Linked DNA regions of Homo sapiens: region 2 is linked to region 1. Evidence: read pairs that join two places in POLR2A ChIA-PET (ENCODE). Cell type or tissue: Panc1. All regions are shown on one strand. Links, peaks and the distances in the headings refer to the core of each region. The heading gives the core; the rest is flanking DNA.

The links. Peaks named below come from ENCODE experiments on the same cell type or tissue, not always from the same donor. Only the 100,000 strongest peaks of a DNase experiment are listed, where the experiment ranks them.
Region 2: POLR2A ChIA-PET joins it to region 1 with 5 read pairs; 6 of 35 experiments call an interaction of 5 or more read pairs at or near these places.

What each region holds. Positions count from the first base shown.
Region 1 is chr7:27,762,054-27,768,016 of GRCh38, forward strand. TAX1BP1 (Tax1 binding protein 1) reads left to right here. Exons shown (of 17, transcript NM_006024.7): 4 at 3,781-3,968. Among named protein-coding and RNA genes, the nearest start is that of TAX1BP1-AS1, 24 kb to the left of the region's middle. In Panc1, for the core only: no CTCF peak of the experiment used is centred there; no DNase peak of the experiment used is centred there; H3K27ac peaks cover 461 bases.
Region 2 is chr7:27,909,509-27,915,471 of GRCh38, forward strand. All of the region lies in intron 2 of JAZF1 (JAZF zinc finger 1), which reads right to left. Among named protein-coding and RNA genes, the nearest start is that of TAX1BP1-AS1, 170 kb to the left of the region's middle. In Panc1, for the core only: no CTCF peak of the experiment used is centred there; no DNase peak of the experiment used is centred there.

The sequences.
Region 1 (5,963 bases), core at 1,960-4,459:
GAATTTTGCATATGTTTGGTCTAAACATTAATTGGCAATGTGAGTTCATGGAACTTGCATATATAAAGAAATTTCCTTCTGTTCTGTGCCAGGAAACCAGTATGCAGAGGATAAAACTTGTGGTGAAATATGGGCAATGATTTAGGTATTCATAGATGTTTTTTGGATAAGGAAATGTTGTAAGTTATATATGTAGTTTATCTTTTAATAGCCTTTTTTAGATAATAAAATTTAGGTGTGTATTGGAACCGGTTTTGTTACATTTAAAACTTCTTTCCTGAAAGCTGTTGGTTTATTTTTAGTCATTTTTATTGTGATTGGTTTCCCCTTAAAAAATAAGTTAACTGCCAGGTTAACTTATTTTTTAAGTGGTGACTCACACCTGTAATCTCAGCTGTTTGGGAGGTTGAGGCAGGTGGATGGCTTGTGACCAGGAGTTAAGAGACCAGTGTGGGCAACATAGTGAGACTCCATCTGTTGAAAAAAATTTATTCAATTTGTTATAGTGACTATTGCTTTTGTTTATTAGGGACTTAGGAGTAAGTTTAAAAGTGGTTAAAAAGTAGAGAAAAGCATCCAGTTTATTTCTGTTAATACTTTAAAAACATTTTTGGGCCAGACATGGTGGCTCACACTTCTAATGTTAACATTTTGTGAGGCCAAGGAGGATGGATTGCATGAGCCCAGGAATTTGAGACCAGCCTGGGCAATTTGGCAAAACTTCATCTCTACAAAAAATACCCCCAAAATTAGCCAGGCATGGTGGTGTACACCTAAAGTCCCAGCTACTTGAGAGGCTGAGGTGGGGAGGATCACTTGAGCCCAGGAGGCTGGGGTTGCGGTGAGCCGAGATTGTACCACTTCACTCCAGACTTGGCGACAGAGTGAGAACCTGTCTCAAAAATTCATGGGCACTAAGCCTAAATGCAATATGTTTTACAAGTTTCTGAAAATTCAACAGTTCATTTTTATTTTGAATTTTGAAATTCAGAAATAAAAGCATCTCCGTGCCTAGAACTTTTTTGTTATATAAGGAAGTCAGGGAAAGCTTAGTCATTGAATATTAGAGTTATAGAAGGGCTTTCAAGCATAATGCAAATCACTTTGCTCATTTTGTGGATGAGTAATGAGAATCCTGAAATGCAAAACCCAAAACATCTAACAATACCTAAACGTGATTGTTTTCCTAAATGAACCCTTATTTATTTATTATAATCTTGTTGAATACTAAAGGCACAGTCTGTAAAATTTGACTCGAAAATTTAGTTTTCACTTTTTCCCATTTTATTTTCAGTATCCATCTGACAAGTTTTTCCAGGCAGCTTTAAATTGCAGCTCTGAATAATTATGTCTATCTCAAATGGTTTTGAACCATATTTTTTAGCAGTTTATTTTAGTGAAGTTTTTGTTTTTTAAAGAATCAGACCTTGAGGCCGGGCACGGTGGCTCACACCTGTAATCCCAGCACTTTGGGAGGCCGGGGCGGGTGGATTACCTGAGGATAGGAATTCAAGACCAGTCTTGCCAACATGGTGAAACCCCGTCTCCACTAAAATACAAAAGAATTCGCTGGGCGTGATGGCGTGTGCCTGTAATTCCAGCTACTCGGGAGGCTGACGCAGGGGAATTGCTTGAAGCAGGGAGGTGGAGGTTGCAGTAAGCTGAGATCAGGCCACTGCACTCCAGCCTGGGTGACAGAGCGAGACTCTGTCTCAAAAAAAAAAAAAGAATCAGACCTTGAATACCTAGTTTGTACAGTTTCTAATGTCTTGATGCCAGAGCTGATTAATTATGCTATATATTTGTTTTCTAGTTAAGCTTTTAAATAAGCCTAGTGGCTATTTGGAAGTTGGTATGAATTAGTAAGTTTTTAGTAGCTATTAGGAGGGTGGATTTTTAAAATCTTTAAAAATGTATGTTGCCAGATACATGTCTATGATATTTATTTAAACTTTGTATTTTGAAGTAATTTTAGATGTAAAGAAAACTTGCAAAAGTAGTACACAGAATTTCTGTATGCCCTTTGCCCATCTTCGTGTCATGTGAGCATCTTACATGACCATGGTACATTTATTTAAGAAACCAATAGTTTAACAGTGGTACAGTACTATTGACTAAAGTACAAACCTTACTCAGATTTCACCAGTGTTTCCATTACTGTTCTTTTTCTGTTCTTAGATCCAGTCTTTAATTCCTCTTTGTATTTAATTGTCATGTTGTCTTAGTCTCCTTGGTTTCCTCCTTATCTTTCATAACCTTTACTTTCTTGTGAAGTACTGTTAGCATTTTGTGGTGTTGTTTGTTTTGGTAGCTTGTCTCTCATCTTGGTTTTGCTCGATGTTTTCTCATGATTAGATTGAAGTTATGCATTTTTGGGAAGAATGCCATAGAAACAGTATTGTACCTTTCTCAGTACATTTTATCAGGGAGTATGTGATGTCCATACATCTTATTACTGGTTATAATAATCTTGATTGCTTGTTTAAGATTGTGTCTTCTGGATTTCTCCACTGTAAATAAAGTTATTATTTTTTTCCCTTGTAATTAATGAATATTATGAGGGAGCTACTTTGAGACTGTGGAAATATCTTGTTTCTCCTCATATTTTCAGCCACTAATTTTAGTATCCCTCTGTGCATCTTGCCTACGATTATTGTGGTGTTTGCCTAATGAAGTTCATTACTTGTATATTTATTAGTTGATCATTACGTTAGAAAGAATTTTCTTCTTCTCCATGGAATCATTAATTTCTTCTGTGAAATAAAGTCTAATACCATATTTTTTTTGTTACTTAAATTGTTTCAGCTTTAGCCATTTGGAGCTTTTCAAGTGGGCTCCTGTATTTTTTTTTGACATGCTCCACCCCTCTCTTAATTCCTTTTTGTGGACTGCTACTTTGCTTTAAAGCGCCACAAGAATTTCTCTTATCTTATAGATTGTCTGCCTCTCCTCTCTGTTTTTTTTTTTTTTTTTTTTTTTTGAGGCGGAGTCTCACTCTGTCGCTCAGGCTGGAGTGCAGTGGCACCATCATGGTTCATTGCAGTCTTGACCTCCTGGGCTCAAGCGATCCTCCCGCTTCAGCCTCCCTAGTAGCTGGGACTGCAGGTACATGCCATCACACCTGGCAAATTTTTGTATTTTTTGTAGTGACAGGGTTTCACCATGTTGGCCAGGCTGGTCTCTAACTCCAGGTGGGCTCAAGCGAATCTGCCCACCTTGGCCTTCCAAAGTGCTGGGATTACAGGCATGAGCCACCGCACTGGGTCCTAAAGCTTATTTTTACCATACTGCACTAGCAGACCTCATCTTTTCTGCCTTCATATAGTTCACATGTGCAGCATATTACTTTAGTTAATATCTCTTATTTACATGTAATGAATGTCAAATTGGAGGGAAGATTTCTCTAAATGACATATTCCCACCCCCACTCCCAGTCCTCAGTAGACTTTTATATTGGTTCTTCCCTTGCTCCTCCTCCAGCCTCTTTCCCATTGTAAAGTATATACTTGCCTGTCCTAAATGAGTGGGTTTTGCCCTAGTGAAGATACAAGGGGAAAGGATATTCTGGGAATATAAGCTTAAACCTAAGAGAAGAAAAAATTTAACTTTGAGTAGGAAGGAAGAATCTAGTTTTGATAATTTGCGAAAGGAGGAAGGACATATCCCAGATTCTTGTCAAGAACAGTGTGGGGAATGAGACATGGCAAGTATTGTTAAATTGAAATAACATGAATTTTATAATAGGAAGTTTAATAATTTTGTTTGTTAACTTCCTCTTAGGATATTACCTTCCAAATGATGATGGAGAATTTTATCAGTTCTGTTACGTTACCCATAAGGGTGAAATTCGTGGAGCAAGTACACCTTTCCAGTTTCGAGCTTCTTCTCCAGTTGAAGAGCTGCTTACTATGGAAGATGAAGGAAATTCTGACATGTTAGTGGTGACCACAAAAGCAGGCCTTCTTGAGGTTGGTGTTCACAGTGAGATAGTGATTCATTGATAATTTTAAGAACAGAGCTCATGTTGGTTGGCATTTTAAGAATTTTAAGGTTATGTGAGAGTTGCCACAAAAATCGAATGCTTTGGCTGGGCGCAGTGGCTCACGCCTGTAATCCCGGCACTCTGGGAGGCCGAGGCAGGCAGATCACGATGTCAGGATATCGAGACCATCCTGGCTAACACGGTGTAACTCTGTCTCTACTAAGAATACAAAAAATTAGACGGGCGTGGTGGCAGGCACCTGTAGTCCCAGCTACTCGGGAGGCTGAAGCAGGAGAATGGCATGAACCCGGGAGGCAGAGCTTGCAGTGAGCCAAGATCGTGCCACTGCACTCCAGCCTGGGCGACAGAGCGAGACTCCGTATCAAAAAAAAAAAAAAAAAAAAAAAAAAAAAAAAAAAAAAAAAAAAAATCGAATGCTTTTTAACTAAAATAATAAATTTAGAGTGTCTTTTTTTGAAATGCTTAAAAAAATCTTTTGGCCACAATTATGCTGTTGGTTCCACTGTGGCAGAGACTTTCCCTAGGGCCTATCCTTATTTTGCGCATAGTGGATAGTGCAGTAAGTACCAATTGGGAGAGTTTAGGTCTAAAGCTTTCCTTATGTTCCTTTGCCTAACTTTTTGTGGTGGCGTAATCAGTTCATTGTAGAATGTTACCGATTTGGGGATGAAGCTGCTTGGGATAATGGTGTAAATCAATAAATCTAACTGTAATTGGATGTGAACTTTGTTTCACTACCATGAGCATTCTCTTTCTAAAGTGTGGCAGTGAGTCAGGGGAGCTTCCCAGTCTCTTAATTTAGATTGGACATTTTTAGAATGATTCCTGTTGTACTTCTGATGAAATGAATAAGCCTAGATTAACCATAATTTAAAAAGAAAATTTAAAAAGCTATTTACTCCTTACTGTTTTTGTAAATAGAATATTGTGGAGTCATGATCATGGCTTTAATATAAATTTACTATGTAGATGGTCTAATAATGCCTTGTGTATTAATTTTTAGTAGTCATTGACAGAAAAAATAGAGTGACATTCTTTTCTCATTTTAAGATCACATTTTTCAATATCTTTATCCTATACCTAAAAAACTACAGTGTTATATTTGAGTTATTGTGATTAATTGTATATAGTGCCCTCTATTATAATAATAAGAAAAATAGTTTCTCAAATTGGTTCAGTATACATTTTTGGCTAATTTATATTCATATTTCTTCTATTGCAGCTATTGCTTTTTCTTTATAGTTGGATAGATTTTTTTAACATGTAAATATTTAATACCTTTGATTTTACTTTTATTTACCTCAAAGAACTGAGACTGGAGTAAAAAGACAAGAGGTTACAGATAGAATACTTTTATTAGACAGTCAAACTAGGTTAGGAGGAACTAATGATTTTTTATTGTGAATTCTTTCATATCTTTCCTTCCCCTTTACAGAAATTCCTCTCTTATCTTAAAGAAATGTAACTTTTATAGGGTGACTAAAACATTTTGTGGTGCAACTGCCTGATGATCAAGGTTTTTAGCTTTGTATTTGAATGCCAGTCAAAGATGCTGAAACAAACCCAGATCTTAAGAATGCAGTCAGTATTTATATTGTAGCTTTTTGAATACTTATTAGACCACCCTCATTTCAGGGCCTCCAACAGAAAAGTGATGGGCATTTTGGCATTCACATTTATCTTGTACTTTTTCTTCAAGTAGATTGAGACATATCTCATTCTGTTTCACTCCTTCCTACTCCACAAAGGGTACTTTATAAAGAATGTGAAAATTGCTGTTTCTTAAGTAAATATTTCTGAGATTAAATGTTTTTTTAACAAATATTTTGGTGAGTCTTTAAAATTCTCACATTCATTAAAATCTTTATCTAAAACTGCACAAAATTATTACAAATGTGAGACATTATCTGGGGTCCTGTTGACATTAAAAGTGATTAGTGAGACATAATTTTGCAATCTG
Region 2 (5,963 bases), core at 2,251-4,750, 150 kb after region 1:
CCAGCCTGACCAACATGGAGAAACCCCCATCTCTACTAAAAATACAAAATTAGCCGGGCATGGTGGCACATGCCTGTAATCCCAGCTACTAGGGAGGCTGAGGCAGGTGAATCGCTTGAACCTGGGAGGTGGAGGTTGTGGTGAGCTGAGATCCGCCACTGCCCTCCAGCCTGGGCAACAAGAGTGAAACTCCATCTCAAAAACAAAAAACAAAACAAAACAAAAAAACAAAAAACCCACAACAACCGCCACAATGTCAATATTTTGCTATCTTATTTAAGCTTTCTCCCTTCCTCCCTTTTTAGGCCATGATTGATAATTCACATATTTTTCATCTTGTGTTCACATAATCACTTAAAAATATATACGGATTTTTAAAAATGGAAGAAAGGAAAGACAGAAGAGAACAAAGGGAAAAGGAAATTTTTCCAACATAGTTCCTGGGAAATACCTAACATAGATTCACAATTAAGATGGCCAGCAGCATAACCGCAGGGACACAACACACACTGCCAAATGCTTGCAAAGGAGGAGCACTGTTATATAGAGTCTATACCATTGAATGACACTGAATGTTTATTAATTTGAAAATATCAGCCAATGGTTCCCAACTCTTTCAGGTATGAGAGTCTGTTATAATGTCAAATGGTATGCTGTCTTGCACAGTATAGTGAGATTTTGGTGGTTTTTAAGTTAGAGGGAAAAAAGAATGACATAAAACCACTATTCAGTAATGCTTTGAAATCAATGTGTATTTTATAAGCTCTCCTAGCCACCTTTCCCCTACATGCTCCATCCCATGCACAGCTCCCATGCAAAGCCTGCACAAATTTATGGGTTATCTGGAAAAAAATTCAGGGGGTATGTGTGTGTTTAAATTTTTCAAGAATGTCACTACTTAACTGCTAATGAAGTATTTCTTGGAGGGGCCTCTGGACCTTCTGCTGATTTACAAGGAGCAGCCTTCATTTGCATGCCAAAGGCATGCACTAATCCTGGGCATCAGCTGGCTCCCAGGAATGCATGCGTCCCACAATCCTGTTTATCCTGCTGGTTTATTTAGCAAAGCTTTTCTCAGAGAGTACAGGCCCCTATTTCAGGCCAGCCAACCTGATTATCCCAAATCCCTAATTAGTGTAATTAAAGCTTTAATGGATTGCAGCCGGGATATAAACCAGGCAAACCCTCTTTAAAACCCATTACTTGCGTATGCAGGAATGGTCCACAGCAGAGGGCTCCTTTTTGAGTGACTGAAGGTCCTGGACACCTCTGCACCCAACACCCGGGCCATTTTTGGTGACCAGGGAGCCTCTTTCACCAAGTTCGTGTATGCAAACCAAGCGGTTGTTCCCCCCACCCCAAGTATCCACTGAAGCAATGGGCATTTTCAGATGGGGTTACCTCTCAATCATTACTGCACCAGATGCTAGCCTCGTGGAGATTTTCCTTCTGTTATTGTGCCCTGGGAAATGAGACAAATACCCTAACTAAAATAATTCCAACCAACTAGGAGAATCTTGTCAGACCCTGCCGAGCACTCTTATATTAACCATGATGCACAGAATTGCTCAGAACTTTTCCAACAACCAAACACCGAAGAGCTACAGCTTTAAGCCAGATTTAATCCATAGCGTTTTTAGGTGTTCCCAACGGTGTGCAAACTAACCCCTTCTTAAAATGGCTCTGGAGAGCATTCACATTATCCAAGCTTCAGGTGGATATCTGGATGTTAATATTAAAGAAGGAATAAGGGCAAAAGATCTATGACTTTTAAAGTCTTTTTAGTATGTGATATGCTACGTGCTTTATCATTATTACCTTATTTAATCCTCATAACAGCTTGCAAGGGGTTATCAGTCCTATTTACAGATACAAAATTGAGCCTTGAGACATCAGGTAGTTTGCCCAAGGACCCACAGCTAATATCATGCCATAGGAAAGTTACAAAATGCTAAAAGTCTGTGTTGTTCAATACAGTAGCCATTAGCCATATGAAGCTATGAACACCTGAAATGTGGCTAGTACAGCCAAGGAATGAAATTTATAATTTTATTTAATTTTACTTAATTTAAGTAGCCACATATGGCTAAGGGCTACCATATTGAATAGAAACATAAAATTTCCACGATCACAGAAAGTCCTATTGAGCAGTGCTGTTACAACTGATAAGAGCTCCATCTGGATACGCTGGGTGTGAAATGGTGGTGGGATACTCAAGGATGTGGACAAACAGGTCAGTGATCTAGATTTGGGAGTCATCCACCCAGAGGAGAAAACTAAGGGAGCAAGCAGGGAAAAGGAGGCAAAGGTTGAGAAGAGAAACTTGGGGAATACCTGCAGTATAAATGGCAGGAGGAGAGACTGAGTAATGGGTCTCATATATTTTTTTCAGACAATATTTTTATGTTTTTAGATGAACATCTGGGGTACAAACATTATTTAAGAGTGAAGATCTGAAATGAAAAAGTACATTTATTTATTTGAGTGTTTTATGCAAAGACGTCCTCTCAAAGGCATAGCATTTATATCTTCCAGCTCAGAATGGGGGTGTACTGGGAGCTGAAAAATGTTAATAGAGGACATAAGCATCACGTGGCTTTTATGCAATAAGTAGCTCAAATTCCATTTCAATCTGTTCACAAACCCTCCTAAATAATGGGATCCCAACAATTTGCTGAAATAAAACTCTAACATTGGTACCCGCTGTGAAGGGTACTTTACAATAATTTTCACTTACACTTCTTTCAGTTGCCTGGGGGATTCTTTGTGATGTTAACTGACCTTGTATTTCTTACTGTGTAACCAAAAACACCTAGAGAAAAAGTCGACTCCTTTTCCTTATTGGAAGTGAAAAGTCTGCTCACAATGCAGGAATTTTACTTGGGTAAGACCTGAGACCAAACTGGGTTTTCTCTTGGAGAGGGTGAGAAAAATCTTGGGGCTAGTTTACCTCCATACTCTGCATCCTATCGAACGATAGGAGTCCGAAACTCTCACTGACTTCAGAAGAAAATTTTTCACCCACCCCTATAAATGGAGGTGGGTGATGCAGAGAGGGAGGAAGGAAGAGGGAATAGTGAGAAAGGTTATTAGAATGGGCTGTTAAGATTAAGGTTAAAATTAAAACAAAAACCTTGAAATTTAGAGTTCTGAAAAGCCAATTAAGACATTTCCAACTTTTTCCCCCCTATATAATTTACAATGGGGCTTGGGTGACTATTTACAGAACATGTGGCCCAGAGCATGTGGCCCTACAATGCAGAATTTGGAAAAGAGGAATTCTGGGAATTAAAATGCAGAAAGTGCACAAACAGAAGGCCAGAGTTGCCTATGACAGCTGGGAAAAGACTGGAGACGGCCAACACAAAGCTCCCTTTCCCCTGTCATCACTCGTGATGGTGGCAGATACTGTTTCCACTCACGGTGCTGATGATACAGCTGACTCTGGCCTCATTTACGCAATTAACCACACATTCTCTGTGTCCGTATCGCTCCCTCGGAGAACATGAGGTATTTGTGAGGAGACATTGTATCTTTCAGGATATCTGGGAGCTACTTAGTGGGTAATTCACTGAATGCTACCCCAGTGTCTTTGAAAGAGTTAATTCACCTCCTGAGGGCCTCCAGAATCTGCCTCCTCATTAGGCCTTATGGGACCAAAGGGAGGTCAATACAGAACAGCATACATTAAAAAAAAATTTATATACATTTTTTATATATGTATATACATAGATATTTATGTTTACATATTATATATGTATTTATATATATTATATATATATATTTGTGTGTGTGTGTGTAGCCAGATTGAGATTTTCTAACCATACAATGTGTTAAGAAAAGGGAGGAAGAAAAAAACAACAAAAGAACCAGAAGGCCATACCTTTTGGACAAGTAGGACAGCGAGAAGGGAGGTCTTCTCTAGGTCTGTCTCATCTCCGCTGTCTGTGGGCGGAAGAGGGTGGGGAACAAAGAGACCCCACGTGAACAGAGCTTGGTGGGAGGGGCGCTGCGGAGCTAAGTGGTCAGCACAGCTGCAGGAGGAGTGGAAACCCCTTGCTCTCTTTCACACTGAGTCAGAGCACACTGGGTCAAGCTTGCTCTTACCCTCTATTCCTTGACTGATTAACATCTCCAGAAGAAGAAAATCCAACCCACCTATGGGAGCCCTTGCAGATGCCTCATTTCTCTTGCATTCAGGCAGTGAGATACCTTGGCCATTTGCTTTCTGACCTACCTTCTTCTTACTATAATTGAAGTCTAATTTCTCTCTTTCACTCTTAGTGAGTTGTTACCTAGCAGGGGCTCTTAGCAGAGAAGCAAAGGTGGGACCTGCAGGCAAGCCCTGTATCCAGCTTTACCACGTGCTAGTTATATGCCTGTGATAAGCTTTTAACCTCTCTGAGCTTCAGTTTTCTTATCTGTAAATGGGGGTTTCATTGATGTGTTTCTTTATTTCCACAAGTTCTGAAAGCACGTAAGGTGGCTCTTCAGGATAAAGATTTAAAGCACAGTAAAATCGAATGAATAAGAGGGGCGGGAGAACTGAGAGAGAACAAATCTGGGGACAGAGCACAGGGGCAGGAGAAACAAAATGTGGAGAGAACCGCCTGCTATCTGTTTGCTATGTGGGTTGAAAATTTTTGAATACTTGTAAACTGGAAAGTTGAGTCAACAATGCAAGGAATTGCTCCTAATATTTTCAGATGCTGTAACTCCATTTCACAAGTAGTTATGGAGGTACCTGTACGTGGGCTGAGGGGACATGGAGATGGGGACAGGTTCTCTGCTCTTCAAATGCTGCTAACAGCCTGGAATAGGCACCTGAGGGAGGGCACAAAAAATTCTAAAGCCAACTGTGGGGAGTATGTTATGCACAGCGTGAGGCCCGAAGCAGAAGACCACTGTGTATGGTTGGGCCGGGGGCTGTACTTTGGTCCTGGATGTTAAAAACTACTGTGTGTGCTCGTCAACCCCAGCTTCTGTTTTGTTTAGGTTTATATAAATTGTGGCAACCTTTTGTTGCCTGACTGCATTCTGATTTTCTCATGCCTTCAGCAGGACTGCCAGGGAAGTAGCCCTCACATCCCTTACTAAAAATGGAAACTCCTGCTCACCAGCCAAGGACAAGAGTGCTGTGTGGCCAACATTTACCTTGCAATTGTTACTAGATCTCCCATATAGATATAGCACTTCTTCAGAAGCACAGGGCAACAGTTACCTTTCATTTCCACACAGGGGCCTCTCAGGATGCTACAGTAGATCGGTTCAGCCTTGACTCCATCTGATGCCCAATGTCCCTACAGGAAACAGCCTTCTGGATTTCACAAGCCATGCACTGGGCTCCTCTGTTCTAGAACCTCCCTCTAGTGTGCTCATAGGACCTAGTTTATTCATGGCAGTAACCAGAGCGCCATTTACTTTATGTAAAGGATTTTAGCTGGTGAAGAAATGAGCCCCAGCCCTTAGGCGAGGATTAGACCCAGCCTCAGCAACCAATAAGATGGCAACCACCAGCCATTTTAGCTACAAATTACTGTTAAGAGTTTACTATGAGGATGATTCCTTCAAGCAGGCCCTATTAAAAAAATAATCACCATCTGCTAGACTCCCTTCTTTATTAAACTGGTCATTAATTACTGGTAACAACTAATTTTGTCTGGATTTTATTGAGTAATTATAAAATAAACAGGGAGGAGCTCAAGCTTCCTGCCTTGCTGAAGGCAGGAATTCTTTATAATGCTATGTTTCAAAAGGGGGCTGTAATAAATCACCAAATTCCATTTAATATGGTAATTATAATTTGCAAAATTCATCCTTCCTGTGGTTAACGAGTGCCTTCTTTCAGCTTAGCTCAGCCTGACTTCATCTTGGGTCATTAAATAGCAAACTAGTCTTTACTCACTGGTAACAATAGATCTTTCATGGGTTATTGCCTAATTAATCAAGGTGCATAATTTGAT